Linked DNA regions of Homo sapiens: region 2 is linked to region 1. The links are chromatin contacts, found by Hi-C or POLR2A ChIA-PET in ENCODE. All regions are on one chromosome and are shown on one strand. The core of a region is the stretch at or near the end of the contact, and the rest is flanking DNA. Distances in the headings are between cores, read along the strand shown.

What was found. A loop is a pair of places that touch in the nucleus more often than their neighbours do. ChIA-PET counts read pairs that join two places held with the same protein, here RNA polymerase II (POLR2A). Pooled maps may share reads with other maps.
Region 2: a pooled map shows a loop between it and region 1 (6-fold over the local background). The contact joins the promoter of SFXN3 here to the promoter of OLMALINC in region 1. A Hi-C loop is called at or near these places in 5 of 50 pooled maps. POLR2A ChIA-PET finds 5 or more read pairs at or near these places in 4 of 52 experiments (GM12878, WTC11 and activated T-cell).

The regions. Positions count from the first base shown.
Region 1 is chr10:100,372,213-100,375,349 of GRCh38, reverse strand. It overlaps OLMALINC (oligodendrocyte maturation-associated long intergenic non-coding RNA), which reads right to left and starts at 1,774. Exons shown (of 3, transcript NR_026762.1): 1 at 1,338-1,774. RefSeq lists enhancers at 445-1,014, 1,015-1,582, 1,652-1,781, 1,583-2,152, 1,882-2,211.
Region 2 is chr10:101,029,534-101,032,483 of GRCh38, reverse strand. SFXN3 (sideroflexin 3) reads right to left here and starts at 1,250. Exons shown (of 12, transcript NM_030971.6): 1 at 950-1,250; 2 at 2-170. PDZD7 (PDZ domain containing 7) reads left to right here and starts at 1,355. Exons shown (of 17, transcript NM_001195263.2): 1 at 1,355-1,411; 2 at 2,100-2,490. The coding sequence starts at 2,265. RefSeq lists an enhancer at 728-937.

The DNA of each region.
Region 1 (3,137 bases), core at 525-3,024:
CAGAGTCTCACTCTGTTGCCCAGGCTGGAGTGTAGTGGCACAATCTCAGCTCACTGCAACCTCTGCCTCCTATGTTCAAGCCATTCTCCTACCTCAGCCTCTCGAGAAGCTGGAATTAACAGGCGCCCGCCACCATGCCTGGATAATTTTTAATAGAAACAGGGTTTCACCATGTTGGCTAGGCTGGTCTTGAACTCCTGACCTCAGATGATCCACCCACCTCAGCGTCCAAAGTGCTGGGATCACAGGCATGAGCCACCACACCTGGCCTCTGTGTCCTCTTTCTACCTTCCCAAGATTCTGTACTTGAATCTTCTTTTTTTTTTTTTACTTTTGAGACAGGGTCTTGCTCTTGCTATGTTGCCCAGGTTGGAGTGCAGTGGCACTATCTCAGCTCACTGCAGCCTAGACCTCCCCAGGCTCAGGTGATCCCCCCACCTCAGCCTCCCAAGTAGCTGGAATTACAGGTATGTGTCACCACACCCGGCTAATTTTTGCAGTTTTTGTAGAGTCGGGGTCTCACCATGTTGCCCAGGCTGGTCTCAAACTCCTGGGCTCAAGCAATCCTCCTACCTTGGTCTCCCAAAATGCTGGGATTACAGGCATGAGCCACCGTGCCCTGCCCAAATCTTCTTATTCTATAATTTCTCTTTAGGTCATCAATTTCTCTCCCGATCCACTATAAACCCTTTGGATCTCATCTCTACTTTTCTTCTCGACACCAGATCCTAATTCCCAACTGTCTACTGGGTATTACATCCACAGGGATGTACTTCTTGCAATTCAAATGCCACATGTCAAAAACTGAACTCCTATTCCCTTTGCAAAATCCCTCTGCTTCTCTCTTTCTCTCTCCTTTTTGCTACCTATTTCAGGTAGGGGAAGTGGTGTCCTTCCAGCCACTCAGGCTAGAAACCTCAAAGTCCTCTTCTGATTGCTGTCCTCACTCATCTCACACATCCAGTCAATAAAGTGCTATTGATTCTCCTCCCAAATGCCTCTCAGCTTGTGCCCTTCCTTTCCATTCCCACCGTGACTATCCCAGCTTTTGAGGTCCCATGACTCTTCACCAGAGTGGTAACAATAGCTTCCCAACATCTCCCAGCCCCCATCCCCCCGCTACTCTGCTCTGTTGCCATGAGAGTTAACTTTGCGAAACAGAGAGATTATTTTCCTCTCCTGCTTGAAAATATCTGATGACTTCTTATCACTTACAGAAGCAAGTCTAAACTTTCCACTGTCTCCTCCCACTCTCCCACCACACACCACCTTCCTGCGCCGGTTGCGTCAGCCTCGAACGTTCCTGAACGCTTTGCTGTTCCTGTGCTTTTACTCACGTTCTCCCCAGTGACTGCCCAATCTTTAGTGTGTTTTGCTGACTCCTGGCGCTCTGGCTTTTCCATAAGAGGCGTTTTTGCACGATTGCAGACAGGAATAAAAATGAGCTCTGCCTACTGGGCCGTCCTGGTTAGCAAGGTCTACACCACCTCAAAGGCAGCTATGGACTAAGAGCCCACAAAGAATCTCGGGTTATGAGGGAGGGGCTGGCCGTGGAGACGGCTAAAGCGCCTCATTTGTCTTCCCAGCAGGGAAGCGATGGGACCTCGGCGGGCAGGGAACGCGATCTCCACCCGTCTGGAAAACTCTCTGAGTTCTGGAGCACTGTTCGCGGCCGGACTGAGTGGCATGTCCGCATTTTCCCCATTCCAGGGTAGGGCAGACTGAGGTAGGAGAGCAGAGCCCCGAGGCCGACTCCCCGGGAAAAAAAAAAAAAGGAAAAAAGGCTCCCGCCGACCTGTGATTCACAGGAGCAAGAGGCTGGAAGGACCGCGCCTCCTGATTGGAGCAGACAGAATCAGACAAGCTTGGGGGCCGCTGATTGGCTCCGGCGTGGTCAGGCGCTGGTGGGCTGTTGTAGGTGTAAATAGCTCTTGAAGGCCCGGGTCTGTGACCGGCAGTAACCCCGGCGAGAGTGGGTGGAGAGGGAGGCGCTTCCTCTCCATTCATGTCAGCTGCCAGCCAGGCCCGGGCAGGCCGGCCCTTTAGCGGAGGGGACTGGGCAGGACGAGGCGATGGGTGTCTTCGGAGATCTTAAGCTGGGCTGAAAGTTAAACACTCACCCGCAGGGCTGAGCCAGAGCTGGCACCTTCCACACCGAGCCCCTTCCTATCTGTGACTGTTGAAAAGTTTAATGTGATGTTCTGGGTGAGGACCGAGGCGTTGGAGGTCGCTAGGAGGGTAGTTTTACGGAGTCGCGTTAATGGCTGTAGTGGGTGTACCTTAGTGACCACAGGGAGGTGGCAGCCTGTCCTCTCCTCCTCCTGGTCACCGTATTCTATTTGCGGAAAAGGTAAGAATGGAGGCTTGGATAGTCTTTCTACTAGAGATGCAACTTCTCCCACCCTCTACTCCAGGGGAAAGAGAAGTCTGTGGGGAACTGGCTTTGTAAAAAGTAGGAAAGAGGAAAGGGACAAATGGGTACACGTTAAGAAGAGGGTGACTCTCATACATTGCTGGAGAAAATTTAAAGTGGTGCAGCCACTGGGGAAACAGTTTGATGGTGCCACAAAAGGTTAAATATCAAATTAGCATCTGGCCCAGCAACTCCACTCCTAGATATAAACCCTAATAAATTATAAACGGGTACTCATATTTGCACTCAAATGTTCATGGCAGTGCTATTCACAATAACCAAAAGGTGGAAGCAACTCCAGTGTTCATCAATTGATAAATCAGTAAACCAACTGTGGTGTATTCATACAATGGAATATGAATAGGTAATAAACAGGAATGAAGTACTGATATATGCTCCAATGGGGATGAACATTGAAAGATTATGCCAAGAGAAGGAAGCCAGACACAGAAGGTCATATATTGTACGATTCCATGTATAGGAAATATCCTGAAGTGGTAAATCCACAGAGACAGAAAGCAGACTGATGGTCACCAGGGGCCGAGTGTGGGTGGGAAGATGGGGAATCACTGTTGAATGGGTTCAAGTTTTCTTTTGGGGTGAAAATGTTTTAGAACAAAAGGTAGTGTTTGCACAATGTTATGAATGCACTAAGTGCCACAGAACTGGTCAATTTAAAATGGTTAGTTCGGCCTGGCACGGTGGCTCACACCTGTAATCCCAG
Region 2 (2,950 bases), core at 1-2,500, 660 kb before region 1:
CGCTTTCCATCGCTCTCTGAAGCTCTCAGAACCGCCTTCCTCTCTGCCTCCGCTGTCGCCGCCGGGCCCTCCCAGCCATCACGCGGGACGTCACGCGTGACGCCGACCAGCAGGGAGGGGCAGGAGCTTCCCGGCCGCGCCCACCCGGTGGGCACGGGGATTGGCAGAACCTGAGGGCGGTGGGTGTCATTCGAGGCGATGCCCCCAGCCTGGGCCACCTGGACCAGGCCCTAAGCTGCTTCCCAGAGCCAATCCCACCTCGGGGATCAGTTCTGGCCCCCTCCCCAGCCAAAGGGAGGAGGGGCTGGAGCCGCGGGCGCTGCTCCCTTGGTTTACAGTCCCCTGGCGGGCCTCAGCAGACCCCCAGCCCTGCAGCAAGCGGTCTAGGTGCCCAGAGAGAAAGCCCCGGGCGCAGGTGGGCGGTGTGGAGGGGCGGTCCTCTGCTGGCGCGCCGGGAGGGACTCGGGTTACCGCCTGGCTTGTTTACTTGATGGCTGCCTTGGCAATGGCCTTTGGCTTGCTTGTCCCCCTGGGCTCCTACCCCAGTATCCACAAGCTCCTCTTGTAGCAGCGCGGCATTCGCATCACTTCACAGCCCCGTTCCTGTCGTGCCTGTGCCTCTTCTATGTCCCCAGCCCTCTCCCTGCTCCCCCTCTGTAACCCCTAGCTCCACTGTGTCCCTGGTCTCCTTACGCTCCCAACCCCTAGCCCTGCACCCCAGACCGTAGCCCCACCCCTGAGATGTGGAGGGGCAGACGACCCCAGGAACCTCGCGGTCTGCATCCGAGCAAGTGCATCAGAAGGATTCTTAGGATTCTTCCGGTCCTGGGACCAGCTGCCCCACCCTGCGACCATTCCAGAACTGGGTAGCCAGAGACGCCTTCTGACAGAGGAGGAGGATGCAAGTGAAGAAGGCACCCCCTCCGCCACGCACATACTCACAACTCACCCAGCCACCACACAGAGCACGCCTGCAGCAAACTCAGGCTCACGTCCCGCTCTGCCCCGTGACGTCCCTCCACGGAGGCCTCAAGGGTGCCCAGGGAGGGGTGGCAATTCCAGGAGCCCCGGTAGCTGGCTCGGCTCAGAGAAGAGGTGGTTCGAGCCGGAGGGGAACAAGCCAGACCCAAGCCCTAAATTTGCGGAATGAGCTAGGGCGTCAGAACCAGAACTGGGGTGGGTAAAGAACTCCGCTGCCCGGGACCAGGTAACGCTCGGCTGTCCCTGGCGCCTAAGGGAGGTGCCGGAATAGAATGACTGGCGGCCCTACCAGCCAATGGGAGCCCGGGGCGGTGCAGGCCAGCCCAATTCCCGCAGCCTCCGCGCAGCGTGGGTGGGGTTTGCCGGCTGCGGCAGTAGCTCTCGCCTGCGGGTGGTTTGACAAGGCTGGCGGCGCCACACCAGCGACCAGGTGAGGCCGACCAGGCACAAAGGGGTGGGGGGCCTGGAGGGCCGAGTTGATGTTGGGGTGCTTCATTCTAGGTCCCAGAGCTTCTCTGAGGGAACTGGCCCTGGGTTTTGCGCGGGATGTCGTGGGACCCCTCTCCAGCAGATCCTCCCCAAAGCTTGGGAGAGGTTCATGCAGCCTCTTTAGACCCGGAGCCGCAGCCTGGAGCCCGCGGGTGTCTGGGGGTCTTCCTGGGCCTCAGCTGTCTAAGGTCCTGAAGCCCTATCCTCGAGGCCCAGCCCGCCCCACGCAGCCCCCGCCCCACCCCGGGCCACCTCCATGCCCGCATATGCATGAGAGAGGTGATGCCATGAGCTGTCCTGACCTCTCTTTTGTCTCACACCTCTCTAAGCCCCAGGGCCCGCAGTAATCCCAACTCCACTCTCAACCTCTACTGAGGACTGGGGACGGGAGTAGATGACTCAGCCCCGAGCAGGAATGAGGGGTGAAAGGTTCCCACCTGCCTTGTATAAAGTCAGCGAGAGTCCAAGATGGTGCCTGGACGGGGCAGTTCTCTGGCCTAGGGTGAGACAGGAGGGGGGCCTAAGGCATGGGAGGGCAGGATGCTTAAACCAGGGGGAGGGGTGGAAGTTTTAGGGGGCAGCAGGGGAAACATTTACACCCCTCCCTCATCCCTGCTCTCCCTGCCCAGGCCTGGAGCTCACACTTCTGAGAGGCATCGCAAGCGAGGGCCTTCACGTTACTGAGACCCCAGCCCCGCACAGAGGCTCATGGAGCTCGAAGCACGCAGGGCTGGCCTCTCCAGAGCTAGCAGATTCCTTCTGGACCTGTAGGGTGCCGCCCTAGCCCAGCCGCCATGGCGCAGGGTTTCGCAGTGGGCTTCGACCCACTGGGCCTAGGAGACCTGAGCTCCGGCTCTCTGAGCTCCCTCTCCTCCCGAGGCCACCTAGGCAGCGACTCAGGCTCCACCGCAACGCGATACCTGCTAAGGAAGCAACAACGGCTGCTGAACGGGCCCCCCCGCGGAATCCGAGCCTCATCGCCCATGGGACGCGTCATCCTCATCAACTCCCCCATCGAAGGTAGGGGCGGGACCCAGCCACTGGCCTGGGTTGGGGAGGGTGGGGGTAGGGGACAATGGGAACTCAGCAGGAGGAGGCAGAGCCAGTATGATTGGGGGAATTCAAGAGATGGGAGTCACAGGGAGGTGGCAGGCCGCCTGGGAACCCATACACTCTTCCTCACCTGCCCTTGGCCTCTCCTCCAGGCCAATCCTGCAGGGGTCCAGGGTCGTAGAAGGGTCAGAGGAGGGAAAGAAGGCCATGGCAGCAGGGACAGGCATGCGTGTGGTATGCTAGCCCCTGGTGGACAAGGCAGGGGATTGAACTGGCCTCTCTCCCATGGGCTCTGCCCTTCTCCAGATCCATTGTGTGTACTTCTGGGGGATGGGGCAGGATAAAGAAGGACATCCTCCATCAACCAGTCCATTGTGTGACAAGCTCTGTGCTGGGCTGCGAGGAGTCAGTGCCCAAGCGGGTAGAC